Linked DNA regions of Homo sapiens: region 1 is linked to region 2. A link is a contact called in ENCODE Hi-C data. All regions are on one chromosome and are shown on one strand. The core of a region is the stretch at or near the end of the contact, and the rest is flanking DNA. Distances in the headings are between cores, read along the strand shown.

The links. A loop is a pair of places that touch in the nucleus more often than their neighbours do. Pooled maps may share reads with other maps.
Region 1: a map with no recorded cell type shows a loop between it and region 2 (15-fold over the local background). The contact joins two enhancer-like sites. A Hi-C loop is called at or near these places in 3 of 37 single-sample maps with no recorded cell type and 2 of 50 pooled maps.

What each region holds. Positions count from the first base shown.
Region 1 is chr7:35,725,537-35,731,763 of GRCh38, forward strand. No RefSeq gene overlaps it. Among named protein-coding and RNA genes, the nearest start is that of LINC03013, 12 kb to the left of the region's middle. RefSeq lists enhancers at 3,147-3,296, 3,747-3,846, 4,757-5,006. Within about 2 kb of position 3,820, at least 9 of the 41 ENCODE cell types and tissues checked have a DNase peak (open chromatin) inside an H3K27ac peak, as active enhancers do.
Region 2 is chr7:31,886,823-31,893,484 of GRCh38, forward strand. All of the region lies in intron 2 of PDE1C (phosphodiesterase 1C), which reads right to left. Among named protein-coding and RNA genes, the nearest start is that of PDE1C, 180 kb to the right of the region's middle. Within about 2 kb of position 3,654, at least 2 of the 41 ENCODE cell types and tissues checked have a DNase peak (open chromatin) inside an H3K27ac peak, as active enhancers do.

The DNA.
Region 1 (6,227 bases), core at 2,570-5,069, 3.8 Mb after region 2:
TTAAACAGCAGCTGCGTACCCCAGCCCTGCACGGGAAGTGGGGAGGAGCTCTTGCTTCTTCCCACAACAAACAGGTTCTCACCTGTGCAGCTCCTGTGAATTACATGACATCAATGTGTATGTAGGTTCTTTTTTTATTTTTTTTTTATTTTTACTATTTTTATTTTTATTTTTTGAGATGGAGTCTTGCTCTTTCACCCAGGCCGGACTGCAGTGGCGCTATCTCGGCTCACTGCAAGCTCCGCCTCCCGGGTTCATGCCATTCTCCTGCCTCAGCCTCCTGAGTAGCTGGGATTACAGGCGCCTGCCACCACGCCCGGCTAATTTTTTGTATTTTTAGTAGAGATGGGTTTTCACCGTGTTAGTCAAGATGGTCTCGATCTCCTGACCTCGTGATCTGCCCGCCTCGGCCTCCCAAAGTGCTGGGATTACAGGCGTGAGCCACCGCACCCGGCCAATGTGTATGTAGGTTCTATCTTTTAGGGAAAGACACTGTAATGTGGAGCATTTCTCTTCAGAATCTACTTAAAACCAGATATTTCAGTTATTAGAGTGAATTAAAACTATTAAGTAGCACATAAAATATATTTTGACCAGTCAAACCTAATTGTAGACTGTTAGTGTAGACACCCATCAGCACACCTACACTCTCACAGACACAAGAGTATCTGTTTGTCTCTGTTGATATGGTTGGGAAGTTTTGCTTTGTGACCTGGGGAGTAGAACCAAGTGTTGCTGAGAGAGCTAAGAACCAAGAGGAGGAGGTTGGAAGGATGGTATGGATTCTCTTCCTTCCTAGCTCTTTGGATTTGGTTTTAGACCCCAATGGTTAGATGCATAAGAGCCAGAAAGCAGGGAAACTGTCCACAAAAAACCCTTTATGGTTCTCAGTTCCAAGCATCATTGCTTCAGCTCCCAGGTGACAAAGTGTAGCTCAGTGCTGAGATGAGAGGCCATTTTCCCTGCTTGTGCATAAAACCCCCTCTGCTTTGACAACCTGAGGACTGGCTGGGCTGGCAGGCCACTACAAGATGCATGGCACTAGCTTCCTCTTCTTAGGTGAGAGTCACCTGGGGTATGGACAGTGGGTCCGGCACTGGGGGAAGCACAGCAACCGCCCTAACAGACTCCTCCCAGAATCTCACACACTTCCAATGGACCAGCTTTCCCTCACCCCCACCAGGCAGCACAGGGCAGGACTGTGTTTTGAGCTTAATCAGCACTGCTTTCATGATGGGCTGTGACAACACTGAGGATTTCCATGTGGCCCTGCAGAAAGCAGACCTGGAGGAACCAGAGCAGGAGAGAAAGGACCAGGTGGATCCATGCGGTTATGGCAGCTGGTTTATAAACACGAATGACACACCCCATTGGAGACGCCCAGAAATAGCTGGAGGACACTGAGGTCAAGCTAAGAGTATGTTGTTACCTTTGTAATTTGGACATCAAAAGGAAATGTAACCTGATTTTATATGGTCTGGAGAGACCTGGACATGCTGTAATTAAACTATAATTGCAATTAATGGGCTACTTTGTGAGTAACCTAATCTCATGAAAAAAATGGGTGGCTTACAATAAAATAAGGAGATTGGTGACTTATAATAAAATAAGGGGATGACAGCCATAGCTGAAACATCTATAAATTTGGAAAACCAAGACTCAAGCAAAAAACATTTGAATTGAATTATGCAAAAAAGAGGAAAAATACAAGCTCTGGAAGAATGAAGCCTGCGCCATGGGTACCTTTTAACCACAAGGTTCAGCATTTCTTTTCAAGGAGAACTTATGGCTGGAAATATGGATGGAAGCTGAACAAAGGACTTGTCTTGAACATTGCACACTACTATACTAAAGACTGAGAAAAATGTCAGTTGTTCCTATCAAAGGATGAGGGGGTTGATGGACATCAGCACCTTTGGCATCATTGTTGATTCCAGAGTGTCCTTAGTTTTTGAGCCACCTCCAAGCAGCCTTGTCAATCACTGCAAGATGCATGCCACTGGCTTCCCCCTCTCAGGCGAGAGCCACCTGGGGTACAGACAGTGGGTCCAGCACTGTGGGAGGCATGGCGACAGCCCTCACAGACTCCTCCCATAATTTACACACACTTCCAATAGACTGGCGACCCCCACACCCCCACCAGGTTCCAATGAGAAACACTTTCTAAAGAACTCTCTCTTGTTAGAACAGCTTCCCTGAGCACAGGAACCAGGGAAGCAATCAGCATCAGCTCAGCTTGACTGTCCCCTACTGCCTGTGCATGTCCCTCCAGTAACTAAGCTGTTTTTACTCAACTTTTGGGTGTTAGCTGGTGAGTCATGGCCTCAAGGGAGCCTACACTGACTAGACTAGGCCTGGTGTTGCCCTCTTTACTTCTTCATAATGAGTAAAGGTTGACACAAATTGTGTATTTAATTATTGCAGATAACACAGAGAGGGATCATGCCCATATTGATAGCCCTTCAAGGCCTAGCATAGTGCCTGGAACATGGTAAATAGTAACATTTATGAATGTCAGCATCTCTGCAGAGCTTTCCCTACATGGATTACAGCTTAGGCTAAAGCACTTGATATATTGCCCACTCCTGCTGTTAATATTTTTAACTAGTTATTTTTCATATTATATAAGCAACATGTGAATACAAGTTCATTGTAAAAAAAATCAAACTCATATAAAAGCTATAGTCTTTTATATGTAAATGATGCCACAATAAAGCTACTTTTTAAAAAGCCGCGATCCTCCTTCACAACTCCACACCAGCCCAGTCCCATTCCTTTCCCAGACACACACTCCACTCTTAACAGTTTCATGTGTAAACTTCTAGATCTTCTTCTGTGTGTTTTCATACATGTACATATCTTCATACATTATGTGCTTTCATACATGTATATTCAGATGAATACTCATATATTTGTGTTTTTGCACATATATACATTGTGCACATACATTCAGAGTGTTTTAGTCAGAGTGCAATCAGAAGGCAGAGCAGTGCTAGATATGACATTGCAAGCAGAGGGAATTTAACAGAGATGGTGGGGGAGTTCAGTGGCCACAGAACAGCAGGAAGCCACTATCAACCCTGGAGCTGGAGGGACAGAGGGAGGAAGCAGAGTTACCAGAGCCCAGGAGCTTGGGTCAACTGGAAGAATCTGGGACCATGGCAGCACTTCCAGCTAAATCTGGAGCAGTAGAGGAAGAGGCTATCTGACAGTAGGTGGAGACATGGACGAAACCTATCAGACACCATGTGAAGCAGGGAGAAAGGGAGACATAACCTGTCTTCTTCCCTCCTCTCATTCTCCAGTGTCTGTCACTGGCTCTCCTTAGCCAGTCTGGAAATGAGCCTGGAAAATGTAGTTCCCAAGGATACAAAGCCCAGATAGAGGATGGTCTGGAATGGATCTGAGAGCAAGCAGACAAAAGGCCAGCACATGAAGTTGAAAATAAAACACATAAATAGCATCATGGTATATGTAATGTTCTAAATTTATCACTTACCATTTTTACAGAGATAAAATCTGGTTAAAATGGCCATTGAGAGCAGGCTTGATCCACAGAATGAAAGGTACAGCAGGAGAGCACAGAGGCAGACAGCAAGGAAAGACATGCTACAGAAGGGCAGCCCAGGGGCTGGGGTGGGTGCAGGTCTTGTTCCTTGGGAACCAGGCCTGATCTGCTCTGCAGAGTGGGAGGAGGGCAGGAGTATGAGATGACCATTGCCCAGCAGTAGTATCAAAGACTCAGAGAGTTTACAGCCTGAAGGAAACTTAGGTCTCCCATTTCAACTCATGACTTCTACAGAATAAGGAACTGAAAAGCAGAAAGTGATGGGCCCGGCAACCCAAAGTATCTCAGCTAGTTTTTTTTTTTTTTGTCATTTTTGGTTTTTTGGGGCATGGTGGAGGAGGTGTTAGGGGACAGTTTAGCACCAATGCCTCCTCTTCCTGCTGTGAGTCACCGAGCAGCCTAGCAGAAAAGCTGTGAGGAGAAATGAGAAGCTCTAGAGGCAATCAAGCTCATCTGTCCTGCTGGGGGGCCAGTGTTAGACACCTGACATGTCTTAAAAGCGGAGTCACCAAAGGACATCTTTTTCTTAGAAACTCCCCTAGCCTCCAGAGTCTGGTTTTAAACTGTCTGTGGCATAATCTCAGAGCCTCCAGCAGGTCTCAGGGACTGTGCTAGATACAAAGATGAATGAGATAAGATAATGAACAAGAGACATATTTCCAGGAGCTCTGAGCCTCACAGGGAATCAGAAGTGAATAAAAGGGAGCATGATGCAATGTGATAAATATAATACCTATGGCACAGAAGAGGAGTTGATAATTGCTGGGGGAAGCAAGAGCAGGGAGCTGGGAAAAGAAAGCTTCACAAAGGTAACCGCAGGGAAAGTGTTGAAGGAGGAATAGGAGCTTTTCAGAACACTAACCCCAATGTTAATAACTGAATTAGACCAACCTTCCCCAAAGACCACTATTATTCCTCAAGGATTTACACAGAAACTGTTCTTATCCCATTTACCTCTTATTACATAATGGGAACCCCCCACCCACCCACACACACACACACATATTTGAAAGTATATGATAGATGAAATGAGTTCACTGCCCCATCAACCATGATCGGCAGGGCCAGATTAAGATCTTCAGAGACTCTGGGCACTGCAAAGTTGATGGTGCTTCCATACGTAATTTAATGTAGGAAACAATGCCATCATGCACATGCCTGTAAAGAAGTCCAGCAAAGTTCTGGTTTTTCCTACAATGACACATTTTAGATGTTTTTCAAAATATCAAATAGCCAACATCACCCATGTAATGGTACTGGGATTCTTTTGGTGCCCCTGCTCTGCCAGTGCCCATGCCTGCTTATGGGTGACCCTGCACTGATGAGGCAGCCCCTTCCCACGCCAGAAACCCCAGGTGGGGTTGGCCTCATAAGTTCATATTCCTATTCTTAACCAAATGGACTTAAAGTTGTTCTTTCACTTCCCCATATATCACATGCATTATGACTTTGTTCTTTATCCCTTTCTGTCAACAAACACTCAACCTGCAACCCACGAAGGCCGTCTGAAGGTCTAGTGGTCTGGTTAACCATAAAGAAAGACTGGTGTGAGAAATGCTATTTTCTTATACTAAGCTCAGCTGCTTGTAGCAAGAGGAAGACCATGTGACAGTGAGGTGTTTATGAGCACAGGCTTTAAAAACAGCCATGGTTTAGCCGGGCGCAGTGGTTCATGCATGTAATCCCAGCACTTTGGGAGGCTGAGGTGGGCAGATCATGAGGTCAGGAGCTCGAGTCCAGCCTGACCAACATGGTGAAATCCCATCTCTACTAAAAAAAATACAAAAATTAGCCAGGCATGGTGGCACACGCCTGTAATCCCAGTTACTCAGGAGGCTGAGGCAGGAGAATCGCTTGAAACCTGAGAGGCAGAGATTGCAGTGAGCCAAGATCGCGCCACTGCACTCTAGCCTGGGAGACAGAGCAAAACTCCATCAGAAAAAAAAAAAGAAAAAAGAAAAAACAGCCATGGCTGGGTTCAACATTTGCTCTTTCACTTAACCATACGATCTTGGGCAAGTTACTTTACACCTGTAAATCCAAATTTTATCATCTATAAAATGTGCTTAATAATAGCACCAGCCGGGCGTGGTGGCTCGCGCCTGTAATCTCAGCACTTTGGGAGGCCGAGGCAGGTAGATCACCTGAGGTCAGGAGTTCGAGATCAGCCTGGCCAACATGGTGAAAACTCATCTCTACTAAAAATACAAAAATTAGCCGGGGGTGGTGGCGGGCACCTGTAATCCCAGCTACTCGGGAGGCTGAAGCAGGAGAATAGCTGAACCCAGGAGGCAGAGGTTGCAGTGAGCCAAGATTGCGCCACTGCGCTCTAGTCTGGGTGACAAGAGCAAAACTCTGTCTCAAAAAAAAAAAAAAAAAAAACAGCACCTACCTCCTTACCTCATGAAGTAATTTGTTGAACAAATATTTAGTATACTCTTACTATGTGCCAGGCACTATCCTTGAACAGGGGATACAGCAGTGAGCAAACAAAATCTTTGCCCTAGAGCTTACATTCCAGAGGAAAAAGATAGACAAAAAAAAAAATAGATATCATGTATATATTTAATTATATATAATTATATATCATGTTACAAGGAAAGAGCTAGGCAGCATTGGGGAGAGCTTTCATTTTAGATGGAGTGACCAAGAGCCTGAG
Region 2 (6,662 bases), core at 2,404-4,903:
TCTTTTCAGAATAGATCTTTTCGGATCTTTTCAGAATAGATCTATTCGGATCTATTCAGGGGCGTGTCAAAAGATAAAACAGAAGAAGGTAGGAACTACACCACAGTAGACTTAGAATCTCAAGCTAAAGAAATGTAATTTTCTCCTGGAGATAATGGGGAACCCCTGGAGAATGTTAAAATGGAGGAACAGAATGATGAGATTGGCATTTTAGAAAGATCAATCTAGCAGCTGAGTAGAGGAGCACACATAGTGAGTGAGATGGAAAATTCTATGTTTCCATTGTAATCAGGCTGGTCTGATACTCTGAACAGCACAGTGTGAATACTCTCTCTCACATGATGGAAATTTGATAGAGTGATGCGTGAGTTTAGTGGTAGTATGGATGGTTGCTTTTAAGAATTTCTGGGAAAGACATTGTTTTGGGGCATGCGGTTTCCTCATTGAGTGAACATCAAACCAAAAACAAGAACAGTGCCAACAAAAATTATGACTGGCAAGAATAGCCTACTTATGTAGCTTTTACCTTTTGTTAATGCTATAAATAAAAGAGAATTTTACTTCTACAGTTTCTAATTACATCTGCTTAAAGCAGATGCACACATGGATTGAAATAAATTACTGGACTCCAGTTACTTTTTCACTTAAGAAAAATAATTAGTACCTAGGTGCATACTTATGTTTCTATACTTTTATATGCCTCACTACATAACTTGTTAACTAAAAAAAAATTAGTAATGTTATAGAAGATTTTGAATAACGTCATGAACAAAATTGACCTAGTTGGCATGGACCGGACACTGCACTAAATTGCTGCAGAATGCACCATTCTTTTCAAGTGTACATGTAATAGTAATCAAAACTGACCATGTGCAGGGTCACAGAGACTCTCAATAAATTTCAAGTAATTGAACTCAGACAGATAATGTTCTGTGACAACAATGAAACACAATTTTGTTATTGATTAGAACCCAAAACAAAAAATGGCTAGAAATATTTCAAGTGTATGGAAATTTAGAAATAGATTTCTAAATAACCCATAGGTCAAAGGTTAAATCACAAAATAATTCTAACTGAACAATAACATACAGCCTTGTAGTATGCAGCTAAAGCAGTGTTTAGAGGAAAATGTGCAGCCTTAAATAAATATATTAGAAAAGGAGAAGTCTAGCCTGTAATCCCAGCACTTTGGGAGGCCAAGGCAGGTGGATCACGAGGTCAGGAGATCATACTGGCTAACATGGTGAAACCCTGTCTCTACTAAAAATACAAAAAAAATTAGCCGAGTGTGGTGGCAGGTGCCTGTAGTCCCAGCTACTTGGGAGGCTGAGGTAGGAGAATGGTGTGAACCTGGGAGGCAGAGCTTGCAGTGAGCCGAGATTGTGCCACTGCACTCCAGCCTGGGTGACAGAGCGAGACTCAGTCTCAAAAAAAAAAAAAAAAAAAAAAAAGAAAAGGAGAAGTCTAAAAATAAGTGATCTCGTTATGCACCTCAAGAAGTTAGAAGAACAAGTTACTCCAAAGACAGTAGGCAATAGCAAAAAATAAGCACAAAACCAAAACTTAAGTAGCAACAAACTCACAGCAGAAATAATTAGCAAAGCCAAAACCTGGGTCTTTGAAATGCTTAATAAAATGGATAGGTCAAGCAAGACTGATCAAGAAAAAAGAGAAATGATATAAATAACCAATATCAAGGATAAAAAGAGACTATTACTACAGATTCTGTGGACATTTAGAAAGGTAAAAGGATATCATAAATTCCTTTCTGAAGATACATTTAAAAATTTAGATGAAATTTTAAAATTCCATAAAATATTAATTTATCAAAATTGACATAAGAAAAAGGTAAACTATTAATAATTCTGTATCAGAATAATGATACAGAATTGTATCAGAGTAATTGATCTACTGAATATTGTATGGGAAGTCTTCACCAGTTCAACAAAGAAAGAAGAAATAATAGACATAGGACTGGAAAAAAATAATATCTTTAAAAAGCAGCAAATAAGTTATTCTAATTAAGAGGTGAATTTAGCAATGCCACTTGATAAACAGCAATAAACAATTAGAAAATGGTACCATTCACAGAAACATCAAAACGAAACAGTTTCTAGGAATAAATCTTACAAAATATATAAAATCATCTACATGGAAAATGGTAAGATATTATTGAGAGAAGTTTAAATGACCTAAATAATGGAAGAAGAATCCATGCTCATGAATTTTAACACTCAACATTTAGAAATATGAATTCTCCCTAAATTCACCTGTAGATTAAATTACAAACAAATTCACCACAAGTCATTTGGTGGAAACCGATTCTAAAATTTACTTAGAAATGTGAAGAATGAAATATAGTTGATGTGGTAAAACAACAAAACTGTTGTTACTATCCTACATATCAAGACTTATTATAAAGCATTTAATTCTGGTCCCATGTCCCTCTACCACTTCACTATTCCAACTCTCTTCCTTTCAACATCCAGCTGGTATGTGTGAGGATGTGCATATGTATTTTTATATTCATATAAGCACAACATAAGTGGACAAGAAAACATGCTACAAGAAAAAAGAAAACAGGCAATGTAAGTTGTTTTTGAACTATCCTATTCTACATGTGATTGTTCCATTCCACATGCAGGGACCCACTCTTTGGATACCCAGTCAAGGGCATCACTGCATACTCTGTCTTGGTTGCCATGGATTTTCTGATGAATATTTCCATTCCTTTGGTTTTCGTGAAGCTATGCCACAGAGGAGCCCTGCATGCTCAGTCTCCTCCTTGTTCTGCTCTACAGAGTGAATCTCCTTTGGGGATATATGTTTGTGGGTGTGAGAGTATGTGGGCAACTGTGTGTCCAAAGTGAGTGTGTCAGCTCACTGCATGGGAACACCAGCCAAAATGCACTGTCAAGTCCAAAAGAAGCCTTCTATTCTTATGGTACTCTAGAAGGTGTTACGACTCAGGGTTAAAGTTTTAATCCATTTTGAGCAATAATATTGACTTTGTTCCTTTGCACTTCTTATCAAATGCAGTACTTTAGAAAGGAGCTCCCTAACAGTCATTCTTGGCCTTATAAATAAGTGTTTCTTAAAAACCAGTTTATCCCCTGTTTTTATTGCCAATCAACTCACACATTTTGTTAAAAGGACATAGCGGATTTTTTTTTAGAGTAAGATTCCAAATTATGCTAAGAAAATCTTTCGTGAAGGTAAACATTCTCTCTCCAAAGTTTGTAGGCGAGCAGACCTTATTGGGAAAGGATGTTATTATGAAAACCCACTTGTTCTTCTGGGTGAAGAAATAAAAAAGAATGAAAAATACAACCCAGAGCATCATTCAGAATCCACCCCAGGCCATGCTGGGGACTGGGGAGAGGGAAGCAGTTAAGATCCTGACAGACTACCAAGAGGTAAGTTCCAGAAGCCAGTGTTCATTTGCAGCTATTCATGTGGAAAGAATCACTGTCACTTCTGCCTGCTGATAAACATGCCACTTCAACATCTGTCTTAATAGACCAAAGAAATGAGAAGAACTAAAAACATCTTTGAATGGCACTAATGAGAACAGGAAGCTGAGCAGAAATGAGAAGCAAGTTTGCAGGAAGATTTAGGAAGGTTGCAACCCATGCCTAGACACGTCAAGACACATCTTTCCATGTCTTCATAGTCAACCCGGTCCCGTGACTCCTTTGCTTTCCTTTTCTGAATTTAGTTCCTCATTCAACCTCAATTGCATCATGTTGGTATGATTATCCAGAGGAGCTAAAGCTCCCTCAGCCAGCAAAATCACAGGAATTCTACCATACTACAAATATAAGTTTTGGTAAGATAAACCTAAGGTTACATTTTTCTCATTTCTACTTCTTTTTTCTTTTATAATAACAGAAATAAATAAATTAATTCATAGATTAAAAACCTTCAAATAATGGCTAACAAGATGCTGAATTGGCACAGTTCCCTTTCTTAAGATTAACTCAAGAAAAATTATAGGAAAAAAACCTCAAAGAAAACCGTGAGAAACCTCTAAGGTGACCTGAGGCTGCCGCTTTGAATGTGTGTGTGAAGACAGTGCATCTTCTTGGTCTGGGACAGGAGGCAGCCCCACCACACTGGGGAGGAAATGATGGGAAAGGAACTGTTGGAGTCTGCTATTGTTTCCCTCCACTCCACTTCCTCCAGGCGCACAGTAGCTGCTCCCACACCTCCTGTGACTCAGAACTCTAAATGTCAAGAAATCCTGGAGAGCTAAATAGGGGTTGTCTGTCCCACCTTGTGGCTCCTCTAAGTTCACCATGGGTTTCCAAGATTGTCACAGAAGGAAAAGGGATGCAAAAGGACATGTGCGAGAGGTTTTTATGAACCAGACTGGAACTGGAACTGATTGCTCCTGGTCACTTCCAATTGTCCAGAAGCCATAGTCACCTAACTACGTCTTTCCAAGAGAGAAGCTGGAAAACACAGTCCTGTGGTAGGCTCAAGAGGAAGAGGTGGTGGTTTTAGTGGAGATCCAGCCAATCTCTGCCCCACCTAGAAAATGCAATCCTATCACCAATACTTGTTTTTTCCTTTAAACCTTTACTTTCTGCTCCTTTGAAAGAGTCAAATGGAATGTTGTATATTAAAGATACTTTCTAACTTTAAAATCCTTTAAAACTAAGAAACGTAATCATCCTAATTATCAGATAATCTCCCAAGCATTTTGACAAAAATGAGACAGTTCTCATGGGAATTATGTTGAGTGAAGAAAGCCAATCCCAAAAGGTTATATACTATATGATTCCATTTATGTAATATTCTTAAAATGGAGGACAAGATTAGGGGTTTACAGGGATTGGAGAGAAGGGAGAGGAAGAGGGAGACACGTGTAAGAAGGGCAACAAAGGGAACCTACTGGTGAACTATTCTATACCTTGACTGTGGTGGTGGTTGTACAAACCTACACTTGCAATTATGTTGCACAGAACCAAATGCATTCATACACACACACACACACACACACACACACACACACGTGAGTACAATAAAACTGGAGGGCTCTGAATAAGATTGGTAGATTATGCTAATATCAGTATCTTGGGTTGTGAAATTGTCCTGTAGTTTTTCAAAATGTTTCCATTGGAAGAAAATGGGTAAAGGGTACATGGGAATTCCTCTGTATTATTTCTTACAATAATGTGACTCTACAATTATCTCAAAATTAAACATTTAGTTTTAAAAAGTGGGACACAGTTATCCAGCTCAATGGAATATTGATGACAAAAGGCTGGACATAGTTGTCCTTTCCCCAGCTGGTTTTATAAGTGTCTCTCTGTTCTTAAATAGTGGTCTACTTAGTGTCCTCCAGATCCTTCGGCTTGGCCTCAGCAGCAGTAAGAGAGTTAGGGGTAAATGTTCACCAGTGAGCTACTAACTGTGTCTGATGACTTTGGAGAGCATCCAGTGAGGGCTATAATCAGTGATGCTTGGAGCTTGGTGAGAACCAGACTCATGCCTTGAGGAAACCCTGGGAAAGACAAATGGAGGTTCTCAGGATCAACTGAAGAAACTCAGATGCTAGCAAATGGTCACCACACTAAAACGGTGAGAGAAAAAGAATCCCAGTGACTTTACTAAAGGCTCACTAATTACACCTCTACTGGCAGTGATCCCCTGGGACTCTAAGATATGAAGCACGATTTGCATCTTCCCTCTCCTTTTTCAGTTCATTCTCAGAAGTTTGTTTCAATTTGAGGGTGGCTTCACTATGGCAGGCTGGCCATGAAGGGGTTGTAAAGAATGAAATTAATATACACACCCACACCCAACCTCTAGTAACCACCATTCTATGTTCTGCTTCTAAAAGTTTGATTTTTTTTTAGATCCTGAATATGAGAACATGTGGTATTTGTCTTTCTGTGTCTGGCTTATTTCACTTAGCATAATGTCCTCTAGGGAGTGAACAGGGAAAGGAGAGATGTTAATCAAAGGGTACAAAGTTCCAGTTACACAGAAGGAATAAGTTCTGGTAATCTGTTGCACAGCATGGTGACTATAGTGAAGAATAATATATTATGTATTTCAAAATTGCTAAAAGGGTAGATTTTAAATGTTCTCACCATAAAAAATGAGAAGTATGTGAGGTAATTGTTATGTTAATTAGATTGATTTAATCACTCCACAATCTATATAGGTATTGAAACATCACATTGTACCCCATAAATATATACAATTATTGTCAGCTTATAATAAAAGTAAATTTTAAAAATAAATAAGAGTCGATTCCATAAAAAAATGAAAGGAATGAAATCTAGAGCTAGCTATGGACTAAGGGAGTGAGGGAGTGAGGGTAGACAAGTTGGGGTGTGAAAACACAGGTCACGGAGACGGTGTTTTGTTGTATAGTCATTTCCAATAAGTAGGAAAACAATTTGCATATTATTAACATTTCAAGTTTGTATTCAATGTAATTACCATTCAATTTCCTTCCAACTATACATCATTTTGTAATAGCTTTGGGGTGGGATAAGGGGAGGGATCTGAACCAGTAATTCATTGTCGTTTGTGGTCAGCTCCAGTATATTCTAATAACTGAACGTGTCAAAAGCCTAAAGCTTTTTCATTTTGTGCTATATTTAATAGAAAAAGAAAAGAAGAATTGGGAAGACTTACTTATGCAG